Regions from separate parts of the Homo sapiens genome. Here region 2 is linked to region 1. Evidence: chromatin loops called from intact Hi-C (ENCODE). Cell type or tissue: ascending aorta. All regions are shown on one strand. Links, peaks and the distances in the headings refer to the core of each region. The heading gives the core; the rest is flanking DNA. Region 1 overlaps LINC01091 (long intergenic non-protein coding RNA 1091). Region 2 overlaps AFG2A (AAA ATPase AFG2A).

Region 1 (16,451 bases), core at 5,718-13,717:
CTGAGATTAGCTTTCAATGTTCCTTACTTACACTGTCTTTTAGTTTTGGTATCAAAATGAGATGAAAATTTTTGTCCTTTTATATTTTCTCAAAGAGTGTGTATAAAATTTGAATAATCTGTTTCTTGAATGTTTTGGTAGAATTTACCTGTAAAATTATCTGATCTCAGTGATGTTATTTTTCCCTCATGATAATTTTTTACTTATTGTTTTGCTCAATTTCTTTAATGTTATAGAACTATTTAAATTTTCTTTTTACATAAGGCAATTTTTGTATAGTTTTTAAAAATAAAATTGTCCATTTTTTCCAAATGATAGGCTTTTCTTGGTATTCCCTCTTTAATTTCTATTGTATGTGTAGTAATGTCATCCACTTCTCATTCTTAATGTTGTATATTTGTGGTCCTCTCTCTTTATCTCTCTTTTATCTTTTTCAGTATTACCAAATACATTTCAGGGATGCCCCTAATATTTGTGGGGCAAAAGTATGAATGGAAGTTCATGTAGTGTATTATTTCTAAATACTTAAAAATTATAAGCCAAACTCATAAAAGCTTAAGTAAAATCTATTGTTTCCTTCTACTTTGACAAATATACCTTTATAATGACTGGGAAAGCATATTTGAATTTTAAATCCTTGGAATCCTTGAAGTTCCATTCAGGAAAGTGGAAGCACAGGGACATCTGGCCCCTGGCCCATAGCCTATTCTTGTTCTCCTTCTTCTCTTCCAATCCCAACTCTGTTCCACACCATGATAGGCATCACACCATGTCGGTGAACTTACTAACCTGTGCTTCAAACTCCATTCTCACTCTGCAAATATATCCTTCTTGACTATTTCTCAGGAGGGCCAAGCCTTGGGTCCATTGGTTGGGAATCCCAGGGAACTGAGTTGTGGCCTACTTTAGAAGGGGGCTGGTGAGTGTGAGCTTGTAGTTTATTTAATCTCTGTTCTGTCACTAATCTGTAAACTCTGTAAGGGTAGGGACTTTGTTGCTTTCTTTACTATTCTATCCCAAGTACGTTGTACAGTGCAGGGATTGGGGAGATGCAAAGATAGAGCTGTTTAGTAAATGAATGAATGAATGAATAAGCAAGAATGACTCTTAGGTTTCTAGCTGGAGACTCTGGTAAATGCTGTGCCATTCACTACACACAAAATATAGGATGATTGTAGCCTTATGAGGGATGGAGATTTGAATATCTTAAGTTTGAAGAGTGTGTGCTTATGCGGGTGCAATTTCTGGCAGGCATTGCACAAAGGGAACTGAAACTTATGAGAAAGATCTAAACTGAAGACATTGCTCTAACACATACTGGTATGTAGGTGTAGCTAAAGCTTTGAGAGTAAGGAACAGCAGATGTGATGAGAGAGAGAGAGAGAGAGAGAGAGAGAGAGAGACAGAGAGTGCCTGGACAGGAACCTTGGGGATAATCAACATTTAAAAGACAGACAAAGAGGAGCCTTGAAGAAAACTTTGAAGGTGCTTCCTGAGAGGTAGAGGAAAAGTGATACTACCAAGACAGAAGACAGCAAGGGAGTCAAAAACTGCCAAAAAGTCTATTGAGATGTGAACAAAAAGTGTTCATTAGATTTGTCAACTCACATCTTGGCAAAACCAATTTTAATTATTTGAGCAAAAGCCAGATTTTCCTGAGTTGAGGAGAAAGGTAGGGAGAGGAAATGGTGAGTGTAGATGGCATTTTTCTGGACACTCCTCTGTGAAATTACAGGGACTGTGAATGTGGTACTATGAGGATATATATGTTGAAGGCAGAGTACTTGTTGAAGATTTTACAGCTAAATTACGCATCAACTACCCCTGCTAAAGGGAGATTATGAAGTGATGTTGAGTACTACTTCCAGCGTAAGACTTCGTGGTTTACAAAGAAGAGTTTGGGAATGATTCTGAGGAGAATCACACAGATGGTGATATGATCATAAAATAAGACCTTGGAGATATTAAGTAGGATGACTACCTTCAGCTATGAGGGATACAGCTTCTCAGAAGACAGTGACTATAATATGCTTGATCTCCCGAAAGGGGACAACATGGAAAAGGACCTCAGTTGTACCAGGAGGAATTTAATTTAGAAAGCAGGATTTCCTGACATTGTGATTGAATGTTTAAACAGGTTACAAAAATTGTTATGAAATCTCAGAGGTCTCAAAAATATAACATTAACAGTTTTGAAATAAGACCTTGAAGAACAAATGTTGATGATTTCGATTAATCCTTTTTGAGCCAGAATAGCTGGTCAATGGCTCTGGTAGCTAAGGGACTGGCAATGCAACTCCGTACAGCTGCACAGTCAGTCTCTTGCCAACTACATTGAGCTAATTTGACACAAAGTGGTTGTTTGTAAGCCCTAGAGAGCCTTTCCACATCTCAAACCCTGGAGCTGCTCAAAATACTTCCTGTGGGCTTCAAGTTTAGACCTAAATAAACTTGAAAAATCCATCTGGTGTGGGCTGATTCTAGAATTCTGGAATGTAAGATAATTTGGACAAAGACAGAAGCCAAGTGGAACTCTCAGAGCACTGTATGTCCTTGTAAAGGTTGGAGGCCTAAAATCCTATTTATTTTTCTCTTAAATTGAACTGAAGGGATGAATAGCTCATTGTGGATGGTTTATATACTGTTAGCCATCTTGCAGCATTGAGAACCTCTGCTTACTCTTACCTCCAATTGTATTTTTTTGGTGGAAAAAGAATATAAATCAACCATGCTATTTTCATTCAAACACCCATTTATTCTCTTAAAAATGTATCCTTGTGTTAGAAACATTTTGTTACTTTTTTAAATGAACGAGTTTATGAAATGTCTTTACAAGGTCATTTGTATCATATTTAAAGCTTTCATTGGTATTATAATTCTTGCATCTATAAAGATCTGGGTGAAAATGTAGATATTATTAAACTTAAATACCTGTAAAAACAGAAACAGAGAGAGGGAATTTTAGTTAATATAGGCTTTGGTTTCATGATGGTCCCTAAGTTTAAAATTGTGGTAAGTTTAGAAGGGTGTTGATTTTTCCTTTACCTAATATAAACTGTTATTTAATCAGTAATAAACAGGATAAGTAGCTATTTCCATGGCTAATTTTGTTTATATGTTTATCTTTGTATATGTTTTCTATTACATCTCCCATTTTAGATTGACTACGTGTTTAAATTCGTTACCTTAGGACTTGTTAGTGACAATACACCAGTCATAGGGTAGAGATATTGGTTGCTGCTGAATTTAATAATGAGTTATTATTCTAGGTTCATTAATTCATGGCATATTCACTCAACTCATTCATTCTATCACTTATTTATTTACATGGCCACTCTGTGCCACAAATCATGTTAAGGACTGTGGATAAGTAAAAAATGTCCCCTGTTGATATAGTTTGGATATTTGCCCCCACCCAAATCTCATGTTGAATTGTAATCCCCAATGCTGGAGTTGGGGCCTGGTGGGAGGTGTTTGGATCATGGGGGCAGATCCCTCATGGCTTGCTGCTGTCTTTGGAATAGGGAGTTCTTATAAGATCTGCTCATTTAAAAGTGTGTGGCACCCCCACCCCAATCTCTCTCTTGCTTGTTCCTGTTCTCGCTATGTGCCTGCTTCCCCTTTGTCTTCCGCCATAATTGTAAGCTTCCTGCGACCTCCCTAGAAGCTGAGCAGATGCTAGCACCATGCTTCCTCTAAAGCCTGCAGAACCGTGAGCCAACTAAACCTCTTTTCTTTATAAATTACTCAGTCTCAGGAATTTTTTGTAGCAATGCAAGAACAGCCTAATATACCTGCATCCCAGAAGCTTGCAATTGGTGAAAGGGGAATAGGTGTATGAAAAAAATGAGGGCAATTATATGAGTTAGAACTCCTTGAATTGCATGTGACTGAGACCCAACTTCAACTAGTTTAAGAAAAATAGGGAATTTATTGGCTCATAGAATCCAGTGAAGTTCTGAACAAAGCAAGCATTAAAAGAGAGGGATGCAGCCAAGCTTTATGGACACCCAGCAACAGTAATTTCCCTTAGGCCTAACTTTCTTTCTTTTACCTCTGTATTTCTCCGAGAATGAGACCTTTTTTTGTCCCTCACTACAGATAGGATTTATTGTCTGTGGTGGTGAACTCACTACTGCAAAGCATTGACTACCAAGCCTATGCTTTCCACAAGGGAGAGGAACCAACTCATGTTAGAAGCTTTGGTTTAAAAAATTCTTTTCTTTAAAATTATTTTTTAAGGGCTAGGATACAGGTGAAGGTTTGTTGCATAGGTATACATGTGCTGTGGTGGTTTGCTGCACCCATCAATCCGTCATCTAGGTTTTAAGCCCTGCATACAGTAGGTATTTGTCCTAATGCTCTCCCTCTTCTTGCCCCCCACCCCGCGACAGGCCCCGATGGGTGATGTTCCCCTCCCTGTGCCCATGTGTTCTCGTTGTTCAACTCCCACTTAGGAGTGAGAACATGTGGTGTTTGGTTTTCTGTTCCTGTGTCAGTTTGCTGAGAATGATGGTTTCCAGCTTCATCCATGTCCTTGCAAAGAACATGAACTCATTCTTTTTTATGGCTGCATAGTATTTCGTGGTGTATATATGCCACATTATCTTTATCCAGTCTATTATTGATGTGCATTTGGGTTGCTTCCGAGTCTTTGCTATTGTGAATAGTGCTGCAGTAAACATACGTGTGCATGTGTCTTTATAGTAAAATGGTATATAATCCTTTGGGTATATACCCAGGATTGCTGGGTCAAATGGTATTTCTAGTTCTAGATCCTTGAGGAATCGCCACACTGTCTTCCACAATGATTGAACTAATTTACACTCCCACCAACAGTGTAAAAGCGTTCCTATTTCTTCACAGCATCACTAGCATCTGTTGTTTCCTGACTTTTTAATGATCGCCATTCTAACTGGTGTGAGATGGTATCCCAATTTGGTTTTGATTTGCATTTCCCTAATGACCAGTGATGATGAGCTTTTTCTCATATGTTGTTGGCCACATAAATGTCTTCTTTTGAGAAGTGTCTGTTCATATCCTTCACTCACTTTTTGATGGGCTTATTTTTTTTTCTTGTAAATTTGTTTGAGTTCCTTGTAGATTCTGGATATTAGCCCTTTGTCAGATGAGTAGATTGCAAAAATTTTCTCCCATTCTGTAGGTTGCCTGTTCACTCCGATGATAGTTTTATTTGCTGTGCAGAAGCTCTTTAGTTTAATTAGATCTCATTTGTTAATTTTGGCTTTTGTTGCAATTGCTTTTGTTTTTTTAGTCTTGAAGTCTTTGCCCATGCTTATGTCCTGAATGGTATTGCCTAGGTTTTCTTTTAGGGTTTTTATGGTTTTAGGTTTTACACTTAAGTATTTAATTCAACTTGAGTTAATTTTTGTATAAGGTATAAAAAAGGGGCCCAGTTTCAGTTTTCTGCATATGGCTAGCAAGTTTTCCCAGCACCATTTATTAAATAGGGAATCCTTTCCCCATTGCTTGTTTTTGTCAGGTTTGTCGAAGATCAGATGGTTGTAGATGTGTGGTATTATTTCTGAGGCCTCGGTTCTGTTCCATTGGTCTATATATCTGTTTTGGTACCAGTATCATGCTGGTTTGGTTTTTGCATTGCCAGTCCCTTAGCTACCAGAGCCATTGATCAACTATTCTCTCAAAAAGGATTAATCAAAATAATCAGCATTTGCTATTCAAGGTCTTATTTCAAAACTGTTAATGTTATATTTTTGAGACCTCTAAGAAGAGATTTCATAACAATTTTTGTAACCTGTTTGAACCTTCAATCACAATGTCAGGAAATCTTGCTTTCTAAATTAAATTCCTCCTGGTACAACTGAAGTCCTTTTCCATGTTGTCTCCTTTGGGGAGATCAAGCATATTATAGTCACTCTCTTCTGAGAGAGTATAGCCTTGTATAGTTTGAAGTCAGGTAGTGTGATGCCTCCAGCTTTATTCTTTTTGCTTAGGATTGTCTTGGCTATATGGGCTCTTTTTGCCTCCATATGAAATTTAAAGTAGTTTTTTCTAGTTCTGTGAAGAAAGTCAATAGTAGCTTGATGGGAATAGCATTGAATCTATAAATTACTTTGGGCAGTATGGGCATTTTTACAATATTGATTCTTCCTATCCATGAGCATGGAATGTTTTCCATTTGTTTGTGTCCTCTTTTATTTCCTTGAGCAGTGGTTTGTAGTTCTCCTTGAAGAGGTCCTTCACTTCCCTTGTAAGTTGTATTCCTACGCATTTTATTCTCTTTGTAGCAATTGTGAATGGGAGTTCACTTATGATTTGGCTCTCTGTTTGTCTATTACTGGTGTATAGGAGTGCTTATGATTTTCGCACATTGATTTTGTATCCTGAGACTTTGCTGAAGTTGCTTATCAGCTTAAGAAGATTTTGGGCTGAGACAATGGGGTTTTCTAAATATACAATCATGTCGTCTGCAAACAGAGACAATTTGACTTCCTCTCTTCCTATTTGAATACCCTTTATTTCTTTCTCTTGCCTGATTGCCCTGGCCAGAAGTCCCAATACTATGTTGAAGTCTGGCATTTTGAAAGCAGGCTTATGCATGTGTATGTAAAAGAAATGTGTATGAAATTCTAAGTTATAAATTACATTTGCCAATGTACTTTGTAATGTTGGCCTGTACCATTAAAGATGTTAGAATTTTGCCTTGACACTAGAGTCTGATCTTTAGGAGGAGGAAGGACTTAAGGAATGTACCAGAAGGTTGGGAGAGGCAAGAGCTAGATCAAGAGGGGGATTTGAAAAGTAGGGGTGAAGATAAAGATCCAGTTTTAACTTGGAAGTGGAAACTACTTCCAGGAAGAATGATTCTAGGAAAGAAAAACTTGTTCTATATGGGGGTAGAAATTTTGAGTGGTGACAATAAGGCTTGGAGTCCTTCCAAACATATGAATTAGTTTCAGAATTATATTATTTGAATCAATTGAACTTGAGAATTGGAATTGGTAGACATATTAAATCATTGCATTTTTATTAAGCTTTTTGACTTGAGGTTTCCAAATATTAGCAACTGCTTAATTAATTGGGCAGTAATCATGATGACGGGAGCTGTCTTTTATGTCTTTCAATGTGTCTGGCTCAGTGTTGAACATATAGAAACATGACTTACTGATTTCTAATAATTTGACAAGTACATTATATAGTATTTAGTAGATATGTACTTAGGTAAAATACATTTAAATTGACTAATTTCTCCACTGGAAAACTAAATTTATGTAATCAGGATTTTCTCTAAATAGTGGGCTGATTCCTTACCTTTATGGTCAGTGCAGTGGACCAAGACCAATAACATGGTGTATGATAAGATATTTGCTTTTGGGTGGGGAAGATTTGCTTAAAGCGGAGAAGGTTTCAGGATGACAAAACAAATTTTCCCGCAAGTTTGGTATCAAGCTTTTGTTTTGTTATACTTGATTATCTACTTTGGCTGAATAATCCAAACATACATTCCAATCCAATTTAGTCCCTGCTTAGAGTGGCTCTTCTTATTTGTCCAAGAGTTTCAGAACTATTTTTTTTCTACTTCTTCTGAGCATTCAGCCTTTATGTATTTCAAGGACAACAGACTCCAGAGATTTGGGTTTTATTCATGACTTCTTCAAGAAGTGGGCCATGCTATTTCAGTCATTTTTAATTGGGGGGCAAGTTGGATGCTGAATATTTCAAAGGAGAAAATAAAATAACCTAGTAGATATGTTTCCTGGCATAGATGATAGAAAAGTCACTTAGACTCCTGTATGCCATAGTTTAATCAAAATGTATCCAGTTCACTGTCTGTCCTTCCATTAATATCACAACTTAATGTACAAGTCTTTAGCATATCCTATACTTTGCCTAAAAGAAAAATGTATTTAACATCTCAGTGAATATACTTATTTAATGCAGCTCATAGATTCATATGTTTGACAAAGATAGTGAGAAATTTTAGGTAAAAATGATTTTCACAAAAGAGAATTGCATTATATGTTAAATTTATAAAACTATTTCCAAGAATCATGGAATCATAAAAGTGAGACAACAAACTCAATTCTTTTGCGTAAATTCTTTTGGCATTTGTTTAATGATTTTCTCAATCCTCCTGTTAGTTATATGAATCACAGGATTCCCAATGATTTGATAAATGTGAGTATGAAGTTTAACATACTTAGACTGGAAAAAGCTATCCAACAAGTGAGTCACAAGTGAGAAATACCCAACACAAATGTGTTATTTCACCTAAATTCTGATTAATAAAAAAATAAATGTGTGTTTAATGTTTTTTTTTCTCAATTATTTTAAGAATCCATAACACACCAATCGAACTTTAAAGTTGAACAGAAAGTTCCTGGAAATGACCTGGTCTAAGCTCTTAGCTGTCAGATGAGAAACACAGGCCTGGAGAGTTGGCCTGATGCATGCTTATTTATCTATGCAAGGACCTCAGCCAATGAGGTCCCAGATGGGCCCTGTGACCACCTACCATGAGAACTTGTAACCATTACCATAACCATCACCATTTGTACACTTGCATACTAGCCAGACAGTATACTAGTGTTTTATTTAATTCCTTCAATAATTCAGTGAGGTGCTTAACGTTAACATCCCTGTTTAACAGGAAAAAAAAAGAGGGGTAAAGTCACTTATTCAACTAGTCTTAAAGGAACTTTGAACCCAGTTTTTCCTGACTTCAAAACCCAAACTCTTTTCAACTATTCTGCCATTAAATAATGGTACTGTGGTGGGCTTATTGCCAAGTATGGAGGGTTTAGAGCAAGTGCATGACAATACCAAAGCAGAGTTCTTTTAGAATAATCAAATGCTGCTAACTGGGTGTGTGATTCTGAGGGAGACAGCCTATTTTCATGTCTGATAGAGTTCCTTTGAATGGAGAATATGGAAGATCCTGTACTTTATTAGGTGGCCCTCTCTACTTTAATTATCCTGATGCCTGTCCTCTGAGTCTTTCTCATTCTCCTCTCTTGTCTTAATCCTGATTTAAAAGGAGGATAAGAAACATAAGCAGATGAATAAAAATAGCAGCCCAGGAAGCTTTGCATTGATTCATTCTACAAATAGTTGTTAAATAAATACATGTGCCAGACACTATTCCTGATCTTTTAAAACTTGTGTTCTTGTGTGTGTGTGTGTGTGTGTATGTGTATGTGTGTGTGATGCACATAAATAAACTATTTGATCATCAATAACTTTTCACAGTAGTATCTTCTCACACTAGTGAACATTTTTGGGGTAGTTTTGGTACAGGCATTTAGGTTGATTTTTTTTTCCTTACAAAGTTCCTGGTAAGTTTGGAGGCTGGGAGTTTGATTATAGAAGGTATTATTAGTGCCTGTCTCTTAATTGATCAGAGGTTTTGCTATACTAAAATGACCGTTCTTAAAAAAGTGTTTCCGAAGATCTCTCAAGCTTTATAAACCTTCATTTTTGTACATGTTGTAACTGTTTGCTGAAAAATTCATTCTGTAGGTGGCTGAAACCTCCAGGGGGCTATGCACTGGGTGAGAGAAGTGAAATAGGATGTGGTAGGAGAGTAAATGGCAAAACAAGGGAGAGGAAAAAACATCCTAGTTTTCTTCTGCCTGGAAATAAACATGCAGGAAGCTTTAATATCAGTAGCAGCTGTAGATTTTTTTTAAGTTAAAAGTTTTGGAGATAGTTGGAAAAACAAAAACAAAAACAAACCACATCTGGAAACATTTCAAGCAAAGGCAATGTAAAAAATGTGTTGGATGATATATTAGGAGAAGAGCTGGTTGCAAGTAACACTAAAATTTAAAATGAGATCACTTATTTCTCTCTTATTTTATGCCTGGAGGAAAGAAATACAATGTAAGTGATCAAGGCTTTGTGGAGCAAAGCCTCAAGGATCTAGGTGCCTCATTGCTTGGAGTTTTACTACATAAGGCCTCTATTTTTAAGATAACGTCAAGGTCCAAGAAGGCTGCTTCAGCTCTAGCCATCACATCACTTTCCAGGTGGCAGGAAGAAGAAAGATGATGAGCCTACTCTCTCCCTTTAAGGTTATTTGGCATAGGTTGCATGTATTACTTCAATGTGCATCCAGAATTTAGACAAATAGTCACAACTAGGTGCAAAATGGCTAGGAAATAAGAGTATTTCAAATACCCAACTAAAGTTCAGGGATTCTATTACTATAGAAAATGAAAAAATAATTAGTGACAACTATTACAGTTTCTGCCACGGATAACTTTCACTTTTCTCTCTGTCCCAAGTCTTACAAGTCTATAATTTTAAATCCAGTCTGAGCATGTTTTCAATGAAACCTATTCTTTCCAATTTGTTTCTGAGTAGCAAAAACACTTTCTAATGCCCTGAGACACATTGCAGGTGAAGAATGGAATTAGGAAAAAAAGGAATGGCAAATGGATTTTCAACTTGCTCTGGGCATCACTAAAATTCCACAGAAACAGTAGCATCATTTCAGCATGACCAGTTCCCCTCATTCACAATGACTTTAATGTTGCAAAACAATTCAGATTCCTCAGGCACCTGGCAGCTGCGTGCCTGACTCAGTCTTTCAAATTGAGACACAGTTGGGACCTCAACTCCTGCTGCCTGACCTGCAGAGCATTTTCCTCTCCGTAGTTTTAGGAGGTGTCATCAGCCCAGTAGGGGAAACTCTTGGCAAACCCAAGGCGTTTTCCTTCCAGAAACTCAATGATCCTGCCTCTGTGAAAGGGCCAAATTTGTCAGTGGGAAAAGAATTTTAAGAAGTATCATGAAATAAACTGTGTTGCCATGCTCTGAATATTGACCCTTAGTAATAAAAGGTTCTTACATTTTCAAACATGGCGTTGGAGTCATCTCTTTAAATAATTAGCAAGAAGGGAGACAAGATGCAGGAGTTCACTTGGCTCTTTGAAAAGGAAAACTTTAAAGTCAGGTACGTTGGAAAAAAGTGAATCAAAACATAGGTACCTATAATCTTTCATAGTAAAATATTGGGGTTATTTTTTCTAAGATCCTACATGTGAACAAAAGAGGAGTGCCACAGTCTTGTATGTGCCTATATAGATGATATTTATTCTTAGGCATTTTTCAAGTTAAATATTTATTACTACTAGAGAGTTGCCCTGTTCTTCAATTATTTTTTTTCTTGGTCTCTTCCCTCACACAATTTAAAAATGATCCAAATGTTCCACTCACTGAGTGTGGGAAGACATAGAACAGAAGGAGGGGAAGAATGACAGAAACTCAGTGAAGGCCTTCAGAACCGTTTGCCAAGAAACGTTTTGGAGAGGTTAATGATACTTGAACACTAATGCTCTTCAGTTGCTTTTACCTTGAAGACATCCAGCTACTGTGTGTAGTTTAAACTACCTATCTACAAGCAGCAATTCTAATTATCATTGCCTCTTCTTATACCCAGAAATATTTGGCTGGATCAAGTTAGTTCTCAGATGTTGGTCAGTTTTCTGAGTTTTAAAAAGCGTTACTCATTACAACATTTGGAGCCTCCATTCTTTGTCCTTTACGGACATGGTAATATCAGTTTCCAAATTCAGAACTGTGACAGCATTCCGGTGGAGTATCCAAACTTGTTTTTATAGTCTTGGACAGAGAAGAAAAGAAAACATACTGGATAAAGTATGAGGAGTTTTTCCTTCTGCTAAACTCCCCCCACCTCCCGAACTCAACCAGAAAGAAACAAAATTAAAAACAAAGGAACCAGAAAATAAATGTGTGTCTGGGAATCTGATGGATTAGTTTCCTCCTAATATACCTGCTTCAGTAAATGCTTGCAGGAGAAATGTTTGCCTGTTCCTCAAATGTCATAGCTTTCCTTTGGTCTCTCTGGGTGGATCCAATTTCTCGGCAGTGTGATGTATTCCTTGTTGTTTCCAGTATTTTCAATGAACAGGAATCATCTGGTATATAATCCATGGCTGGGCTGAAGGCTGAGTGCAGCTGGCCACAGCTGTGCTAGAGTAGCCTGAGAAGAGAACTGCTCATATAAGGTTGTTTAAGAAGGTATTTGCAAGTGGAGCAGACAATGGGCTCGGTGCCAATCTCAGTCAGTGACATGGGTTAACCTTCTGTAGGCATTATGTGGTCATTGGTGGCCACAGAAGTGGACTTGAAAAGAAAGTGGAGTGTTCACTACCCGATGGCCTGTTTCACAGCTGAGTTTCAACCTCTTTGTGGCCAGATGAGCCTAATATAGTAAAAACTTTTTCATTCATTCTCGCCTTTTAAAGCTTTTCACTACAAATTTGTCTTTGGAGAAGTCTTAGCAGTGACACCACTTTTCCATTAATATTGGAGTGTATATTTACATGGACTCTTTAAATAATTTGTGTCTGATTGATTCTGAAAAGCATGCAATGTCTTTTGTGTGGGAAGAGCTAGTTCTTATAGAGTGCAAATTCATGGCATGCGGATGCTCTGGGGCAGCAGGAGAGCAGGAATGATTAAGACAAAAAGAACAAAGAGGATGAATTGGCAGAAAGGGCTTGGAGGGTATGTTTGGCTTTAGACAGACTAAAGGAAGGACACTGAATTCATAGAGTAAGGTGGTGTTGGGTGTCATTAGTTAGAAAGGAAAAGGTCAAGTCCCTAGAAAAAGCTATACGCTAGCAAGAATTCTCCAGTACTAAGGAATTAAACAGGCGGGGCCTGGACTCAAGAAGATGTAGGGGTCCCTGGATGGAGGAGACACTGAGACAATCTTTTGGCAAAACAGAGGATGTTTTCATTTTTTCCTTTTTTGTACTGATGACTGTGTGTAGGTGCTTGCTGCCAAAGGGAGAATTGTGGGCTGTCCCCTCCTGATTTAGCAATGCCAGAGGTAGTCAACCTTCTGAGAAGAACTTATACACATCTACTGTGAAGTTGGTAGTGGCTCTGTGATTCTCTTATTTTGAAAATTCACTGCCGGGTGAGTTTTAGAAGTTCTTTAGTACTTTACTTAAAATTTTCCCCCCAAATTAGCAGGGAATAATTTAAAATCATTTTCAAAATTCAGAGAAGTGGTTAAAGATTGTTTACCCTACCCACTGCTTTTCTTGCAACTGAATAAGACAGCGTATTAGGAAAAATGAAGCATCAGAATTGAACAGTACTTACTAGGAAGTTCAGTGTGTTCTGTGGTATTGTAGTGTACATTTTCCTGAGAAGGCTAAATAAACCAAGCCCAACTGGCATGCGTAATAAAACAAAAAATTGATATTGTAGTTAAGGAAAAAGCTATGAAGATAAAGGCAGCTTGAGATAGACATTTCTTGATGGCATTAACAAAGGTAGTACAGCTTGAGCTAAGTCTCTTAAACTATACTGCTAAGTAGTGTGGGAGGTAGTGGCTATTCCCTCTATCTACTGCTCTCTTTTTCTCTCTGTCTCTATCTCTCTCCATATTTTCAGAGTAGTGGACAAGTGTGTATGATGAGTACAGGTGGAAATTTGCCTGCAAGCCCAGTGAGAGGGTCAGCACCTTCCCTGATTAGGTCAAAGCCAACAAGGATAAGGGGCAGGACAAGTTCTTCCCTCTTGATGGGTGCCCTGAAGGTCCAGGACTTCAAGCAACTCAGGCCAAGAATTTGCTTTCAGTATCCTTTATACAAATAAATACAGTTAAATTAGATGGGCTGGTCATACTGTTCATTGAGCAATAGCAGTTCTACTCCTTTACACACACTTAACCCTCTGTCTTCATATAAAGAACTTCCTTTTAAATTCATGCCTCAAAAAATTATAAGAGTTTCATGCATCTTTCAAAAATGAGTGCTCATTGACTGCTTTTGTGTACACTTTACCAAACTCTTAACTTATGCAGTAGGAAAAATTTAAAAGACATAATTCTTGCCCAGTGAATGTCTTAACACATATAGTAACCTAAGGTATGTATTCCAGTATAAGAGCTATAGAAAAAGTAACTATGGGCTAGAGTTAGGGGAATTAGAAAGACAAATTTTTATGAAAACCAAACATTATATATACCAAGTTTTCATGGGCTCTGGTGTCTGATTTTTTTTCTGTGCACCTTTCTTGATATTGTTAGCTATAGATACTTAGGCATGGGTTGATAGATACATATACAGGTTGAAAGTTGATACACATTCTTATTTGTTTCCCACAATTGTTTTCTCTTAATTTAACGAGGCCACCAAAACCAGTGGGGAAAAGCCAATGTGGAAATTTTTGAAAAAAATCCCACATATAGTATTCACATTTTGAATGAGAAAACCCAGAGGAAAAAAAGGTGCTCAATACATGGGGGATGATGGAAAAATATTTTATTATGACGTGGCCTTGACCAGGCTACTATTTTTGCTGGACTAGAATGTGTTTTGTTATAATTTTTCATTTTATTTTATTTTATTTTATTTTACTTTAAGTTCTGGGATGCATGTGCCGAACATGCAGGTTTGTTACATAGGTATACGTGTGCCATGGTGGTTTGCTGCACCTATCAACCTGCCATGTAGGTTTTAAGCCCCGCATGCATTAGATATTTGTCCTAATGCTCCCCCTCCCCTTGCCCCCCACCCACTGACAAGCCCCGGTGTGTGATGTTCCCCTCCCTGTGTCCATGTATTCTCACAGTTCAACTCCTACTTATGAGTGAGAACATGCGATGTTTGGTTTTCTGTTCCTGTGTTAGTTTGCTGAGAATGATGGCTTCCAGCTTCATCCATGTCCCTGCAAAGGACATGAACTCATTCTTTTTTATGGCTGCATAGTATTCCATGGTGTATATGTGCCACATTTTCTTTATCCAGTCTATTATTGATGGGCATTTGGGTTGGTTCCAAGTCTTTGCTATTGTAAATAGTGCTGCAGTAAATATATGTGTACATGTGTCTTTATAGTAGAATGATTTATAAACCTTTGGATATATACCCAGTAATGGGATTGCTGGGTCAAATAGTATTTCTGGTTCTAGATCCTTGAGGAATTGCCACATTCTCTTCCACAATGGTTGAGTTTTGTTATAATTTTAAATCTCTCTTGATCTCCCTTATAACTCCATTATGACACCTTTTATGGTCTTTAAAAATTATGCAGAAATACATACTGCATGCTATTCTGTATTTAGGTTGGCTGGGAGAGTTTTAGGCAGAAAACTTGCAATTTTTCCACTAGGTTTTGCTGTTGGAATTACAGAAATTCTCTTTCTTTGTTACCAAATATGAGCCAGAAGGCTAGAACCCTGGCTGATGGCATGGCACCAGCTTTCATGGGGCTACATACCCACTAGTATTTAATGAATTGCATTCCTGTGGACACGAACCAAACAGGATACTTAATTTGATTACTTATCAATTGTCACAATTCTTTCATTCTAGGTGATATGGCTGGCTTATAGGTATCACCAGTACATTCATTCTACACCTTTATCCTCTTTTTTACATCCCAAAGTATAAAATAAACATGAAAAAATTATTGGACTGTTGCTATGGAGAAAAAGATCTTTCTATATATCTTTGTAATAGAAATGCCCAGTAAAGAATTGTGCCTGGGCATTTTTTTCATTTGGAGCAATTATATGGAACATCCCTTAGGTTTGATTTTGTGTTTATATCATAATGCATAGCCAAGTGTTGATACTGTGCCTATGTGGAGTCCAGATATCGTTCTGCTGTTAATGACTATAACATGATGTGAAGGTTGAAACCAGAAAGTTCACTTTTGCAGTCTGAAAGCAGCTGCCAACAGATGAGGGTAACAGAGCAAAGCTTGCCTCCAGCCTCCATGGTTTCTGCTGCCAGAACATTCTTCTTCCATTACTTCATATGGACCAGATAGGACCAAAGGTGCTCTGAAGATATCCCCATGTTTCCTACTAATAAAAAGAGCAGGATATCAACTTACACATTTATTGCAACCACATAGTATGTGTTAAAAACTTGCTAGGGATGTTTAGCTTTGTAAATTACAGCAGCTTCTCAAACTTTACTGCATCTGCAAATCCGTGGAGATTTAATGGATCTGAGGTGGCACCCAGATATTCTGCACATCTAACAAGCTCCCAGGAGATGCTGATGCTGCTGGTCTGTGCACCAAACTTGTGTAGCAAGGAACTGAAGCATAATACTGAAGTGACCCTGATGCCAGGTCTAATAACAATACCAACAATTTTTCTCTGACCCATAGAGTTGACTACATTCTGTGTCTTAGTTAACCTCCTAAATATTTGCTGTTGGCCAGGGGGAGGACCTGGTGGTGATAGGAGAATGACTGGACTTGGTCTACAGGGTATGTAGAATGGTATTGGGATAGCCCCTATACTCCCATAATTCCTTAAGCTGTATCAGTTCATGAAGTCATTTGTATTAATAGTCAATTTAAAATGTTAGCTCTTAGATTAAATTAGTTTAGTTAGTTGGTTTGTTCAAAACAGGAAATTGCTGGTAGGAGAGAGGGGTTGAGAGAAGCATGGGATGAGACTAAGAGTT
Region 2 (16,451 bases), core at 3,562-11,561, 680 kb before region 1:
CAGTTACTTTACTCTAGGACAAGAATCCACCATGCAAGGTCCCTCATACAAAATCACTTTCTTTATATCCCTCCCCACAAAAAAAAAAAAATATATATATATATATATATATATGTGTGTGTGTGTGTGTATATATATATATATATATCTTTTATCCACACTTTCCTCACATCCCTCTTTTTATTCATTGATTCCCTCTTATTTTGAACCATGGCCTAAATGTGCTGTATATATTCTGTAGTTATGGTGGGGAAAGTGCCTTCAGTATTTAGTGATAATTATAAAAAAGTTTAATATTTAATTCATTTCTCTTTCAGGTAGAACTCCCTGTGGAACATGAATTTTTTTTAACTATACTTTTGTTACTACTCAGATGATATATACTGTATCAAAAGTGTATGTCCTTGTCAAGTTCTCTAAAGTTTGTGAAATACAAGAGAATATGCAGTAAAATTTTAAGTCTGTTTCCTTTCCAGATACTTTTTCTCTGAAGAACTACTGTGGAACATTACTTATATTGTTTAATAGTACTATAAAGTTGTTTCCACACTTGTATGATTAGCACGTAATGTTCAAACTGTGCCATGAATGTGCTGGTAGAAACAAAACAGTTTTAAGGACAATTAAAACAACAACATCCTGTTATGAAGTAAAGACACAGTTTTTACCATCTTTATTGTCTGGAAGAAACTGTAGTAGGAATAAAAGAGGCGACGAAGAGTTAAAGTACATTTTATGTTTTTAGGCTAAAACTGATTAAAAAAAAAGATCATTGTAGGGTCAAAGAAATTGATATATATAGTGTAATTTTGGCTACATTAAATCCAGGCATTTGGCCTTTTAAATTAGCTAGCATATTTTACAATCTTGTTGCCTCTTACCCCACAACCTCTATGTTATGATGATTTTAGGTTAGTATGTTAAAACAAGGAGAATTCCTGGACTGTCACAGGAGTGAAATTGATATCATTATGTTACCCATGTGTTGTGCATATTTAGTGTCTCTTTTTGACAGTATTTCAGTTTCATGTCTTCTGGGGAGACTAAAGCCAAAGTTTCTTGGGGATTCTGGTGTTTTAGCAAAGACAGTGAGACACATAGCTCAAGAACTGCGTTATTTTACTCCTTGCTATGTCACATTTACATGTCAGACTCATTTGCTGTGATGTAGCACACTAGGCTGGTGAAATAATTGCTTGTGATGTCCCTAAGTCCCCGAGGCTTTTTTCTACCTCCTGCTTAGATAGTGAAGAGAAGTTGAAGTTGAGTCCTCTAGTGTTCATTTTGCGTAAGAGTGATAGGATGCGGTAGGACAGATGAAGATTAATGAGATTGTGTGATATCAAGTAGGCTCATTGTCTTTAGATTGATTGCTGATGGTCTGGATTTGCTTAGCATCAGGAGAGTTTAGAAACAAACAACTAATTTATTAATGATGCCCAAATAATAGTTAAATGCCCAAACTTTTGGAATTTATGTTGTTCATTGTTAACAACTGCTGTGTGGCCCCTTTAGAAGTGTCCAGTCCATGACATTTTATACATTTGTGTTGAATCTTAAGGAAAACATGATCATGTCTTCTTTCTCGGGTGATAAGCATGCCTCAAAATAGTTTTAATTCTGTGAATATCTTTGAATTCAGTTTATTTGGGTACTTTTAGTACGGATACCTACTATATAACAAGCTCCTAATAAGAACTATTAAATTATAAGCATTATCCCTAGCGTATAAACCTAGTTTTCTTGTAGTAGGAAATTTGAAGGACTTCAAAAATTTTACTTTAAGCCATCTATGGAAAAGATTGCCCAATTGAGAAAAATTGTGAAAGATATGTAGAAGTCTTAAATAATTTTGGTTTCAGGATTATTTTCTATTGTTGTGTTAGACTCATGGAGGTAGTAAATTGGCATTAATTTTCCTTACAGTTTTTCTGGAAGAGGAAATGTGCTTAATGAGCTAAATAAGACATAACATTTTGTTTTCTTACATTGTTGCAAATTGAAGTTGGGTTTTGTTGTTTGTTTGTTTTGAGATGCAGGTCTGGCTGTTTTGCCAGGCTGAAGTGCAGTGTCTATTCACAGATCATTAAGTTGTGCAGCCTTAAACCTTTGGACTCAAGCAATCTCCTGCCTCAGCCTCCCAAGTAGCTAAGATTATAGGTGTGCACCACAGCATCCAGCTTAAAATTTAGTTTTCTAGAAAGTTTTATGACATGGGGAAAAGTTAATTAACAATATTTAGGAATGTCCACAAATAAAAAGCTAAATATACGTATCTTTCGATATTCAAATGACTAGTATTCCAAAAATACCCTCAGAAGAAAGGCTACAAATGTTTCTTCATTCTCCATTTTTCCTAGTTATAACTATTGCTCTTCTAATATTACTCTTCTTAGCTAAGTCAGAACTAAAAAAAAAAAGCTGCAAGGACTAATTGACATTAATAGTTCAAATGAATCATAATTCTTTACTTTCCCAAAAGTATTTAAGGAATGGATGCCTATTAATCTTTCACATTGTTTATCAAAATGATGTGAATAGTCTTTGGTGAGCCATATTAAGATTAAAGCTGGAAAGCGTCCTGTACGGTTGTTTTCCAATTTCAGCTTTGCCATCTTTACACAAGACTCTCATAAGTGTTTTTGTTATTGTTGCTGGATTCTTCTTTTGTTTGTTTTTAAAACTCCAGGTGTTTTAACTTCTATGACAGTTATTATTCTTATCTTCTATGGCAGCCCCTTCCAAGTTTTGGCTTTGGGGATAGAGAATTGGGAGAGATCAGAGAAGAGAGACTGGTGAGAGGTTGTATGCATATGTGGGTCTTACTTCATTTCGATGTTCATAAGATAAAGACGCTTTATCTCAAGGGTTGGCAGACCATGGCCTTTAGGCCAAACGTGACCCACCAACTGGTTTTGCATATCCCATTGTCTAAGAATAGTGTTTACATATTTAAATGATTAGGAAAATACTTTAAAAGTGGTTTTTTGTGACATATGAAAATTATATGAAATTCAGCTTTCAGTCCTCATAAATAAAGCTTTATTAGAACACATCCACACTAATTTGATTATGTTTTGTCTGTTACTCCTTTTGCACTACTGTAGTAGAGTAGTTACAGTACAGACTTATGGCCTATAAAGCCTAAATTATATACTCTAGACCTTTGCAGAAAAAGTTTCCTGACTCTTGATTTGTCCTTGTAAGTTTTTAGAAGATTAGTAGCCTTTAATGTCTGTTGTTCATATATGAACCTCACGTTTTTGTTTCTTTTTAAAAAAGATTATTTTAATTGACATAAAAATTGTATCTGTTTATAGAGTACAACATGTTGTTTTGATAATTGTGTATTCATTGTGGAATGGCTAGATCAAGCTATTTAACATGTGCATTACTTCACATACTTCTTATTTTTTTGTGATGAGGACACTTAAAACCAACTCTCTTAGTAATTTTTAAGTATACAATATATTGTTAACGATAGTCACCCTACAGTACAATAGACCTCTTGAACTTATTTCTCCTGTTTAACTGAAGGTTTGTATCCTTTGACCAATATCTTCCCAACTCCCTTAGACCTCCAGGCCCTGATAACCACCATTCTACTTTCTGCTTTTGTGAGTTCAACTTTTTAAGACTCCACATATAAGCAAGATCATGCACTATTTGCCTTTCTTTGTCTGGCTTATTTCACTTAGCATAATGTCCTCCAGGTTGATCCATATTGTCACAAATGACAGGATTTCCTTTTAATAAAGGTTGAATAGGATTACCTTCTGTATACATACCACATTTTCTTTATCCGCTTATTCTTCGATGCATACTTAGGTTGATTCCATGACTTGGATATTGTGAATAATGCTGCAGTGAACATGGAGTGCAGATGTCTCTTGGACATACTGATTTCATTTCCTTTGGATATATACTCAATAGTGGAATTGCTGGATCATAAGATAGTTTTATTTTAAATTTTTTAGGAACTTCCACACTATTTTCTCTAATATCTGAAGTAATTTATGTTCCTACCAACAGTGTACAAGGGGTCTCTTTTCTCCACATCCTCACCAACATTTATCTTTCATGTTTTTGACAATAGCTATTCTAACAGGTATGAAATGGTATCTCATTGTGGTTTTCATTGGCATTTCTCTGATGATTAGTGATGTTGAGCACTTAAAAAATATACCTGTTGGCTATTTGTATGTCTTCTGAGAAATGTCTATTCAGGTCTTTTGCCCATTTTTTAATCAGGTCATTTGTTGCTGTTGAGTTCCTTATAAATTTTGGTATTTTAGATTTTAACACCTTATCAGGTTTGGTTTACAAACATATTCTCTCATTTTATAGGTTGTCTCTTCACTATGTTGAATGTTTCCTTTGCTGTGCAGAGGCTTTTTAGCTTCATGTAATCCCATTAGTCTATTTTTTCTTTTGTTGTCTGTGCTTTTGAGGTCATGTTCAAAAAATTATTGTCCAGGCCAGTGTCATGGAACATTTTCCCTATAACTTCTTTCAGTAGTTTTTCAGTTTTAGCTCTTTATTCGTCTTTAATTCATTTTGAGTTGAATGAGCCACAGAGTTTTTTTTTTTAAAGATTGTTTAAAATGTTTAACACGTACGTTTTCTGAAGATACATTATAAGTCGTATTTGAGTAAAAAATATAATACTGAACTTAAATAATAGTAGGGAGGCTGAATTAACTTATTTCAAGCATACACCATCCCCTCTTGAAAGCTCTCTTAATCTTTAATTTTTTAAAATACATTTTCTTCCACTAAATACTTATTTTTTCCAACTGACTCCCGAAAACTCATAAATCTACAATTGTTATTACATGAGTAATGTAAATATTTATTCATGCCACCTGAATCTTAAAGTTCCATTGGTTATTAGCTTTTTGTAGTTATGAGTTGTATGCCCTTTTTAGTATTTAGCAACATTGGGATTTTCAGGCTTAGATTTCTAAATTTTGAAAGATTCTGTGTTTAGATATATTTGTTTAGTAAATAATATTTGATGTTGTCAACGTGAATTGAAGTATGTTTAATATTAGAGAAAGTAATACCATAATAAAATACATGTTGCTGTCAATACCCAAGGTCTAAAAGAAATTTGGTTTTTCAAGACTGGAGAGGACATAGAAGGCTCCATGGTCTAGATGACCCATCTGATACACTGACACCTGTTGTAAAATCCCAACCCATCATTTCTTCATCCTTTGCTTATTCACCCACACTGATGGGGAACTATTAATTCACGAAATAGACCATTTCATTTTTGTGTCAGACTATTAAGAAGTTCTTTAATCCGATGAACAAGCAGCTGTTTGTCTCCCTAAACCCTCTATACCTCTACCTGATTTTATTCCAAAGTCTGTAAAGAACAGTTTTTAATCCTTCTTCTATATGGTGTTCCTTTATTTTTTAAAACTGTTAGTTATCTTGTCTTTACACTTTATCTCACTAACCAGTCTTTTGTTTTTCAGGCTTGACATTTTGGATTATTTCATATGCCATTGTTTTTCCGTCTAAAGCATTCTCATCTTTTTCTTGTGAACTATTTGTCCTTTTTGCTCTGAAGTTGTAACATCCACCAACAAATATATATTGATTGGTTGTGTTCTATCAGTACACAACTTAGTGAGACTCCTGCTGCCTCTACCCTGAATACCTTGCTTCTCCTAATGCATTCCAGGATTTTGTTAGCTTTGTTGTCAGCTGCACATTGAGATTGCTATTGAATAAAGTCATCAGGAACAACAACAAAGGTGAAAAGCCCAGGTCTTTCTTCAAAGTCTGCTAAATAATAGTTTTCACGCCTTGGGCTTGTGCAGTTAATTTGATTTAAGTTTCAGCAACTGAGGCACAATATATACCAGATATAGAAGTTATCCTCCAAAATTAGCTCCTCTAAGTTTCTCCTACTTTTCACATGATTCCCAGATATTCTTTTCTTTAAGTCCAAGTGATTTCCCAATTATTTCCATGGCTATGGCTACAAAGGCTTTAGGCCATAGGAATAGAGGAATTTATTCTTACTAAATTCATCTTATTAGATTTGATTAATCTTCCCAACTTGTCAACTGTGGGATCTTGTTTCTGTCATTCTCTATGTATTTCTTTATTCATTGATAGCAAAGGCACTATATATCTTAAATACCAAGAAGAATTTATATAGCTTTCTTTTTGAAAAATTGTTTAAAGTATCTAGTTCAAGATCCCCAATCTAGGTGAACTTCATGGAACATTTAATTGACATGGAGATAATTAGGGGATGTTCTGAAGAGTTACCAAAGAGAACTCCTAAAGAGAAACTAGATGGTTGAGATTATTTATGGAGGAAGAACAGATGAAAGTAAAATTCTGCTATTAAGAATACTATCTGGGTAAAGAAATGCTTTCTGCTTTCTTTGGTGGAAATAGATAAGAGTGAGCAGACTTATATTCATTCATTGAAATTCAGATAAATTCATAACCAAAGTTTTATTATATATATACTGATAAGGTGAAGAGTTCAACACTAATCTAGTTTGAACTCCATAGATATTTAAAACCAGCTATTTTAATTTCTTTTAGCTTTAAGACAATGCTGAAATATGTACTTAATTTTCTGAATACTTTGCTCTTTATAGTTGCCGTTTCATGAATTTGTGATATTAGACTTATTGTATGAGGAGTTTTGTATTTTTCTTCTTTGAACTTTTTGCTTATAGTGCTTTGGGCACAGACCTTCCCAAACCTTAGTATTTCTGGATGAATTTTTTGAGAGTGCACAACATTGGAAAGGAGCTTTTGCATAATGCCAGCAATGTAGCTGAGGAAATGGGTCTGGAGGAAAATGAGATTTGACACCTGTAACAGAGGATAAATATGATAGGGGCCAGAGTGCCTTATACAGAGTGTGATAGGAAAGCTCAAAACTAACAGAAACAAGCAATGGAAGAGTAAAGGCAGACAGATGGTTGCAGAGATCTTAGTTTCTGATGCTAGCTGTGTTATTAACAGACTGTGTATTATTTGAAATAATTTATCCTCACTGAGCATCTGTTTCTGTACCTGTGAAAAATGTACTAGATAATCTTTGATATATCATTCAAGCTCTACAATTATCTTCTTTTGTGACACAGAGACAGACAAGAATAGAGATTATCAATGTTATATAAAAGGATGTTACTTACCAAACAAGTTTCTGAGGTTTTTGTTTTTTGTTTTCTGTTTTGTTTCTTTTTAGGTACCACCTTCCCAGACTTTCTTGTTACTGTAACGTTTATTTCTTCAAACAGATCATAAAGCAAGCAGATATTATCCAGGTGTGCAAAAGTGATTAACCATGTGATTTTCAGAAAAAAAAAAAAAAAAAGAAAAAGCAATCAATCAGCCTTTAAGGCTGTTGTTGTGTAATAAAAACCTTGCTTGACAGTTGAAGTACACCTTAACTTTTTCATTTAAAATTTATTACTCTTTGAAAAAGGAGAACTTGTTGAGCAGCATATTTTCTTTTTTCACAGATGTCTGATTAGCCTGCAATATTTTGGTTCTATTTAATATACTTTTAACTATTTTTTAATGAATATGAATGTAAAAATAATGTTGAGTTAGAATAGAAATATCTAACTGTATGATTAAAGTTGAATCACTTATAAATTTGAAAAAGCTTCTTGTCTTCTATTGTTAATGCTCCTAGAATCTCATGTTTGAGAACGAATGTTCAGTGTAGCCAAAACCTAAATCTGGGACTATATGTTGAATGTTTTAAAGTCACTAGTAGAAGGGCAATTTGGTGGCTAATTTTAAAGTACATAAAGAGTATTAACAATAATGAAGTGTCATTTTGTTCCTGGCATTCTGTGTGTGTGTGTGTGTGTGTGTGTGTGTGTGTGTGTGTGGTGTCAAAAAAGTATCTGAAGGGGCCTGTAATAGAAAACCTAGTTCCTTTATGATATACACAATCTAGCTTGAAATTTTAATGCATTAAATTCATAAAACATGAAGAGTTTAAGCTTTGCAACACTTAATTGACACATGCGTCAGAATAAGTTTGGAAAAAAATGAACCTTCATACATTTTGACTTCTCTGTTTTCTATTTGATAACTTTGGTATTGCAGTTACTCTTTTTTGACACAAGATGGTGATGTTCACCTGAAATGTTTCCTGAGTACAGGCTCTACTGCGTTTAGAGGCTCCCCCTTATTTATCCAAAGAGCAGCTTAAAGAAATGAATGAAACTGGCTTTGCTTTAAGAGATAATAGTTGAAGAAAAGCAAGAGAGTGTGTCCTCTTTTATAACTGATTTAACAAATAATGATTCAAATTTAAGTGTGGGTTTGTGTGAGTTGAGGACTGGGGAGCGGAGAGCACTGGGAAAAAGGAAAGTTGAACAGTGGAGAATTAGCAGTCATTAGGTATGCAGTATGCATTAAGTCTATGCTATGTGTTTTACATATGATGTCTAGTTAATTTTAGTCAAATATGAGCACTTTACATGTATTTTACACAATACTAGTGCATTCCTTGTTTAATTGTGCAAGTTTAGAAGTACGGTGTGTGTTTGTTCTTTCTTAAAAAAATTATGACGTATCATCAGCCAGTGTAGTAGCTTTATTCATAATTTAAGTGATACTGTTTCATTTTTAAAAATACACAAGTTTCTTACATATAGTTAAATATATATTTAACATAGTATCCGACAATCTCAGTCCTAGGTATTTACCCAAGAAAAATGAATAAATTGTCCAGCAAAGACCTGTTTGTAATGTTTATAGCAACTTTATTTATAACACCTAAACAACCCAAATGTCTACCTACGTGAATGAATAAATAAGTTGCAACATGTCCATACAGTGAAATACTACTCAGTCATGAAAAGGAACAAATTATTGATATATGCAAAGATGGATAAATTTCAAAAGCATTATGCTAAGTAAAAATAGTCAGATATAAAAGACTATACACTATACTGACATTGTGAGGATTGCAGGGACAGAAATCAGTTCGGGGATCTGAGGGAGGAAATTTCACCACAGAGCAGCAATGGGAAACTTTTTGGAATGATGTAGATATTCTATATCTTGGCTGTAGTGGTGATTACAGGACTGCATATACAGGGATACCTCGTTATATTGTGGTTTATTGCACTTTGCAAGTAGTGTATTTTTTATAAATTGAGTATTTGTGGTAACCCTGCAAGTCCATTGGTGCCATTTTTCCAACAGCATATTCTCACTTCACATTTTGGTGATTTTTGTAATATTTCAATCTTCCTCATTATTATTATTATGTTATCTTGATCTGAGATCAGTGATATTTAACATTATTATTGTAATTGTTTTAGGACACCATAAACCACACCCATGTAAGACAGCAAACCTAATAAATAAACGTTTTGTGTTCTGGTTGCTCCAACAGCCAGCCATTTTTCTGTCTCTTTTCCTCTCTTTGGGCCTCCCTACTCCCTGAGACACAACAGTACTGAAATTATGCCAAAGAATAACCCTACAATGATTTCCAGATGTTCAGATTAAAGGTAGAGTCTCACATCTGTCACATTAATCAAATGCTAGAAATGATTAAGTTTCATGAGAATGGCATGTCAAAAGCTGAGAGAGGCCAAAAGCTAGGCCTCTTTCACCAAATGTTTAGCCAAGTTGTAAATGCTAAGGAAAAGTTCTTGAAGGAAATTAAAAGTGCTACTTCAGTGAACACATGAATGATAAGAAAGCAAAACAGCCTTATTACTGATATGGAGAAAGTTTTAGTGATCTGGATAGAAGATCAAACCAACTACAGCATTCTCTTAAGCCAAAGCCTAATCCAGAGCAAAGCCCTAATGCTCTTCAATTCTGTGAAGGCGGAGAAAGGTCAGGAAGCTGCAGAAGAAAAGTTGGCAGCTAGCAGAACTTGGGTCATTAAGTTTAAGGAAAGAAGCTATCTGCATAACATAAAAATGTAAAGTGAAGCAGCAAGTGCTGATGTAGAAGCCGTAGCCAGTTATACAGAAAATCTAGCTAAGATAATTAATGAAGGTGGTTAACTAAACAACAGATTTTTAATGTAGCAAAAACAGCCTTATATTAGAAGAAGATGGTAATCTAGGACTTTCATAGCTAGAGAAGAGAAATTAATGCCTGGCTTCACGCTTCAAAGGATAGGGTGACTCTGTTGTTAGGGGCTAATGCAGCTGGTGACTACGTGGAAGCCAGTGCTCATTTACCATTCTGAAAATCCTAGGGTTCTGAACAGTTATGTTAAGTCTACTCTGCCTGTGCTCGATCAATGGAAAAACAAAGCCTGGTTGACAGCACATCTGTTTACGGCACAGTTTTCTCAATATTTGAAGCTCACTGTCGATACCTATTGCTGAGGAAAAAAAAAGATTCCTTTTGAGATGTTACTGTTCATTGACAATGCACATGGTTACTCAAGGCTCTGATGGAAATGCACAAGGAGAATTAATGTTTTTGTGTCTGCTAAAACAGTATCTATTCTGCAGCCTATGGATGAAGGAGTAATATTGACTTTCAAGTCTTATGATATAAGAAATACGTTTCTTAAGGCTATTGCTGCTGTAATAGTAGATATGGGCAAAGTAAACCTCCTTGAAAGGAGTCACCATTCTAGATGCCATGAAGATCATTCATGATTTATGGGAGGAGGTGAAAATACGTCAACTTTAACAGGAGTCTAGAAGAAGTTGATTCCAGCCCTCAGGGATAATTTTGAGGGCTTCAAGACATCAGTGGAGGAAGTAACTACAGATAAGGTAGATACAGCAAAAGAGCTAGAATTAGAAGTGGAGTGTGAAGTTGGGACTGAATTGCTGCAATCTCATGAACAAATTAGAATGGATGAGGAGTTATTTCTTATGGCTGAGCAAATAAAGTGATTTCTTGAGATGGAATCTACTGGTGAAGATGCTGTGAATATTGTTGAAATGGTAACTGAGGATTTAGTATATCGTGTAAGTTTAGTTGTTAAAACAGCAGGGTTTGAGAGGATTGACTCCATCTTTAAAAGAAGTTCTACTGTGGTTTACCCTATCAAATAGCATTACATGCTACAAAGATATCTTTCATGAAAGGAAGAGTCAGTCGATGTGGCATACTTTATTGTTGTCTTTTTTTTTAGAAATTGCCACAGCCACCCCAGCCTGCAGCAACTACCACCCTGATCAGTTAGCTGTCATCAACATCAAGGCAAGACTTTCCACCAGCAAAAAGATTATAACTTGCTGAAGGCTTAGATAATCATTTGCATTTTTAGCAATAAAGGATTTTTAAATTAAGGTATATATATTTTTCCCCCATACATATTGGTATTGCATACTTAGTAGACTATCATATACTGTAAACATAGCTTTTATATATATTGGTAAATTAGAAATTCTTGTCACTTGCTTTATTGTGATATTAGCTTTATTGCAATATTAGCTTTATTGTAGTGGTCTGGAACTGAACCTGCAGTATCTTGGAGGTATGCCTGTATTTGTCAGAACCCTTCTAGCTGTAAAAGTAAAGAGATTGAATTTTACAATATGTGGGGTATACCCAAACCACCCTAAAAAAAATTGTTTAATTCGGAACACAAAGGAAAATGTCAGCTTTATACTTCAGCAACAGTTTCTTTTCACTTGGAGGTAAGGCCTCCTGCTTCTCCGCTCTTTTACCAACCTTTGACTATCTTTTACAACCCATTTACACAGACCTGCATTGTTATTGCCTCAGTGGGCTCAGAACTACCTCAGCAAAGAAGGGGACTTGGAGTGTTGCTTCACCAGCTGGAAACCTCCATGGCCAGTGGCTCCTTCTGCCTGAGTACTGCTCGCACCCACTGAGCTTGTTCTGCCCACTCAGCCCAGCAGGCTGCACTCTGCTCGTGCTACTGGCCTTAATCCCACACCTGCCAAGGGCGAGCGAGGCGTGGAGCGGTGAGGGTTGTGTGGGCAAGTGAGCCCAGGTTCCTGCCACTATGCACAGTCAGGCACACAAGCTGCTGCATGGGGTGGGCAGCTCCACACACTGATAACAGGTGCTGGCTCCATGCAAGGCTGTGGCTGGACCAGATGTACTGCACACATCTTCCACTCTGTGCACCCGTGACTGGACGAGGGGAACACAGTGGTGCCCAGAAGCTTGGAGAAGCCAGGAACCAGAGCCCCAAAGAGGGTGTCACAGCCCTGCCTCAGGGAGCCCCTAGGTCTGGGCTCCCCAGAGGGCTGCAACTCTTCTCCTTCTCATCACCCTCAATGTGGCAAGTCAGGGTTGGGGGTGTTTTTCAGCTTTGTTTGTGTTACTGCTCTTTCAGTCCCTCCATTTGGTGGGTCCTGAGTTCTTGTCCCGTGTCCAGGACCAGTGAGGTATGTGGACAACTGGAGGGTGAGCAAGGTGGAAAGGACTTTAATTGAACAACAGAACAGCTCTCAGGAGACCCAACATAGGTAGCTCCTTTCTGCAGCTAGTAGTCCTGAAGTCTCTCCAAGTCTGGCTGAGTCCAGGGGATTTTATGGGCTCAGAAGGGACAGAGTGCATGCTGATTGGTCCATGGGTGGCCATGGGCAGGCCCAGTGAAAGCACCCTAAGTTCTCACTCTGGGCCGAGGTCTCCACATGGAACTGGCAGCCCAGCCCCCAGGCTTCAGGCTGTCCATGTCTTGAAGGTGGGGTTTCACCAGGGACCCACCCCTTTGCACCCAGGAGCCTGTCTGCCTTCTGTCACCAGGAATGTGCCATCCATGGCCCCCAGGCTGTTTGTGCCAAGGAGTGCCTGAAGCCCTATGGCAAACCACCCTCAGCCCTCCTCAGCCTCCCTCCCATGCTCACCAGTGCCCAAAGTCCAGAGGGGTTCAAGGTGGCTGGGGGCTGGCATCTCAGTGTCTCCCTGAGCACAGGCACACCCAGTTGAGTTGTGACAGCACCCAGGCTTGGCCACAACTTTGCTCTGCCCAGAGCCTGCGCCACAATCGGAGTGGCCAGGGAGCAGGAGCAGTCACTTCTGAGCCTGCAGGGGCAGGAGGGCTTCCCAGGCCCCCAAGAACACAAGGATGCCTGGGTGCAGAGTCACGGCTGGACAACTGCAGTGAGCCCCGCCCTCCCAACTCAGTAGGGGCCAGGGCTCCTGCCCGTTCGCAGCCTTGACGGCTTGGCAGAGCTTGCAACTCTAGCCGCACCTACCCAGTGCAGCGGGCGTCCTCACAGCCGCGCTCCAGACGGGCCGCTGCTGCCATCATTACTCCCAAGTTTCGGGTCAGAAATAAGTAGAATTTTAGTGCTGGAGAGATTCTTAGAGAATTTGATTTCTTAATAAAAATTTGGCTAACTAGATATTTTACATGTAAATCTTTTAGAGAATTTATTCAGCAACAAAAATCAGTTATGTGTGTATTGACAGTTTCTAATCTAATTTTCATAAATATAACTAAAATTATGAAAATGTACTTAAAAAAAAAAGCTAGATTATACTCCTGTCTCCTAGAAGGGACAGTGCAGGTAAACCAGACCAGTGCCTTGTATCAATAATTATGTTTCATACCAAGTAATAATGTTTACCTTTTTGTTATGCCAGTACAATTTATGGCCTAAAAGTTACATGTTGTTTCTGTTTACATCAAGATATTTGATGACAGACTTAGTCAGAGGTATGTTTTGTTATGAAAAAGACAATGATAAGCCAGTTGTAAAACGAGTGCCTTTTGGAAATCTTGATTCCGGAACTTTTTTTTTTGTATTAGAGTACAAAAAAGAATATTTGTCATAGGATTTTATAAAAGTATAGTATATTCTATCTAAGTAGAAAGTTGAAGAAAATAGAATGCTAATGTTGGAGAAGGTGAGCAAAATTATATTTTTATGAATGTTTAGGATATTTTGGGAATTTCTAAGAGTTCAGCCTCTTTAATTCTATAGTTTGGGGCTTAACGCATTTTTTTTTAAATATGTGTGTTTTTTTAGAGGCTAGTAGAGGCCTGACATTTTGAGTTTAACAACTTTATAAGGTTTATTCTTAAATTCTGTATCAGACTTAATGTCTTTGAATTGTGTATTTAATAATTTGATGTCCTTTTGCTACTGCATTTATAAACCAGAATTCAGTCTTTGATGATTGCATTATATTACTAAGTGATTTGGGTAAAGACAGAGGGGAAAAAGAGAAAGAGGGAAGATGGAGGAGGGTAGAGGGAGGTTGAAGTGGTATATGTGTGTCGGTTGTTGTATTTATGTTTTATCTTTGCTTGTTAGACAATTAGAATTGAAGTTAAACACTAGGAAATAGATGATAAGTTTATCTCTATACTCCCAGGAAAATTTAACATTAGAATTAAGGCATTTAGCTAAACTAAGCCAAGATTGGAAAACTACTGTGCTCTATGCCTGTGTTTAGAAATAAAGTTTTATTGGAACACAGCCACATTCATTTTTTTTCTCTTGTGAGTGCTTTCACACTGCAATGGGAGAGTTGAATAGTGCTATATAGACGGTATGGCTGACAAGCTGAAAATGTGTACCATCTGGCCCTTTATTACTAATTATAATATGGCTTATAGAAAGGTATTAGTAATTGTTAGAACTAAGAAATACTCATATGATAGATCTCTCTTATCTGAAGCAATAATAATATTGAGCCTCATAGGAAAAGATTATATCAATCATCTGACACTGTAGGTGCTCCAACCCATTTTCTCACTCTGATTCTCCATACCTCCTTTTATGCTACTCAGCTGTTTTTTTCTGAGTGCTTATTAGTGTAGTGTAGTGAATATTATTACCACATAGTTTACTTATACACAGTATTTATTATTGTCTGTCTCCCATTGCTCTAATGCAAGGGAAGCATTTTTGTCTATTTTGAGCAAGGATTTTTGTCGTATTTACTGGTATATTCAGGTACCTGGAACACATAGTAGCAGTTAGTATGAAATAAACCTGCCTTCTTATTAACTATATTAATCAATTTAGAAAGCATCAGCTTTTCACTTGCTGGCTATATTTTGCTAATTCAAAATGCAAATAATTTGCTGAGCTAAATTGTATATCTTTTAATTTGTTTTCTCTGTTCTTCATTGAGAAAGTTAGTATTTTCTGTTTTTAACTTCTCACTTTAGCTACATGTAGTTTTTTCTTGGGGGTGATATGTGTTTAGTAGAAGGTAGTTCAGTAATATATTTACTGAATAGCAAAACGAACACTAAGATTAAAGCTCATGTTAACTACTCTGATGGCCTTGAGGAAGTAATGCTGAGAGTTTAATCACCATTAAGTAATTAAGAATAATTTCTCATAAAAGTTCTCTTCCTTCCAGTTATATTCATGACTGTGTTTTGGTGATAGTTGATTGCCCTGCTTACATAGTTGCAAAATTGGTAAGGAGAACAGTATTCTGCAGCCAAGTTTCCATGAGTTGATATTTCACATTCACATTTGTGACCTAAACCTGTATTCTGGCAGACAGTGAGAAAAGCCAAATGTTCTCGTAAGCAGCAAGGATTTTCTTCATGGAAAACAAAGAAGTAAAAATGTAATCCAAGCAAAACTATCATGTATATACTGAATTTTATAGGTATATCTACAGAAAATTAATATTTGCTTTTATGCATTTTATTACAAGTTTATTTTGTTAGGTATTATATTTGAAGTAAAAAATAAAATACAAAATTGAATACATAAAGGGAAATCAGAAAAACCCAGAAATATTACTCTAAGATAATAACAATTATTACCACTTTTATTTGAGCACATGCACTATACCAGGCACAGCACACCGTGCTTTATGTACATAATCTGTAACTCTCCTGACAACCCTGCAAAGTAGTACCTCTGTTTACATTTTGAAGATGAGAAAATTACTGCTCAAAGAGATTAAATAGCTTGCCATGATTCAGGAACTAGTAAGTAATGAAGGCAGTATTGTAAGGCAGGACTTTCTGTCTCCCCAGATACCTTATTCTTTATCCCGTAGCATGTCATTTTTCTCCAGTATTGTCATGATGTGTCATCAGATGACTATACTTTTTATCCATACTTTATTTAAAAATTTTATGTGTTAGAAAACTTATACTCTAGACATTTAAAATTTAAATTTTCATAACATAGTATGCTTCTGAATAACCTGAGAAGAATGTTACACAAAAGGAGATGGCTTGCTGATTCCGTGGAGTAATAAATGCCTACCTGTTTTCATTTTGAAGTTGAAGCCATTGCTTCTAATTTTAAGCCAACCTGTATTTTTTTTTCATTTTACCTTTCACATCTTCATAACATGTATTTGGCCTTATATAGCTGTGAAAATTGATTGTACAAATTGGTTTGAGCATATGAGACCTATGAACACTTGTATTCTGACTTAGCATAGAGTTTTATATTTTCTGAGTAGCATAGACCCATATATTTTTGGACACCCCTCGTATTTTACATTTAATAGAATGATGAACATGATTCATTAAGCCTTTCTTTGATGAAAGA

The links. A loop is a pair of places that touch in the nucleus more often than their neighbours do. Peaks named below come from ENCODE experiments on the same cell type or tissue, not always from the same donor. Only the 100,000 strongest peaks of a DNase experiment are listed, where the experiment ranks them.
Region 2: a loop joins it to region 1, with 2.7 times the contacts of the local background. A loop is called at or near these places in 12 of 110 quality-filtered maps.

Annotation. Positions count from the first base shown.
Region 1 is chr4:123,775,132-123,791,582 of GRCh38, forward strand. All of the region lies in intron 3 of LINC01091 (long intergenic non-protein coding RNA 1091), which reads left to right. Among named protein-coding and RNA genes, the nearest start is that of LINC01091, 130 kb to the left of the region's middle. RefSeq lists enhancers at 1,123-1,182, 9,557-9,726 and a cis regulatory region at 9,642. In ascending aorta, for the core only: no CTCF peak of the experiment used is centred there; DNase peaks (open chromatin) are centred at 10,600 and 12,010; H3K4me3 peaks cover 816 bases; H3K27ac peaks cover 4,118 bases.
Region 2 is chr4:123,094,953-123,111,403 of GRCh38, forward strand. All of the region lies in intron 14 of AFG2A (AAA ATPase AFG2A), which reads left to right. Among named protein-coding and RNA genes, the nearest start is that of AFG2A, 180 kb to the left of the region's middle. In ascending aorta, for the core only: CTCF peaks have their summits at 8,129 and 8,330; no DNase peak of the experiment used is centred there.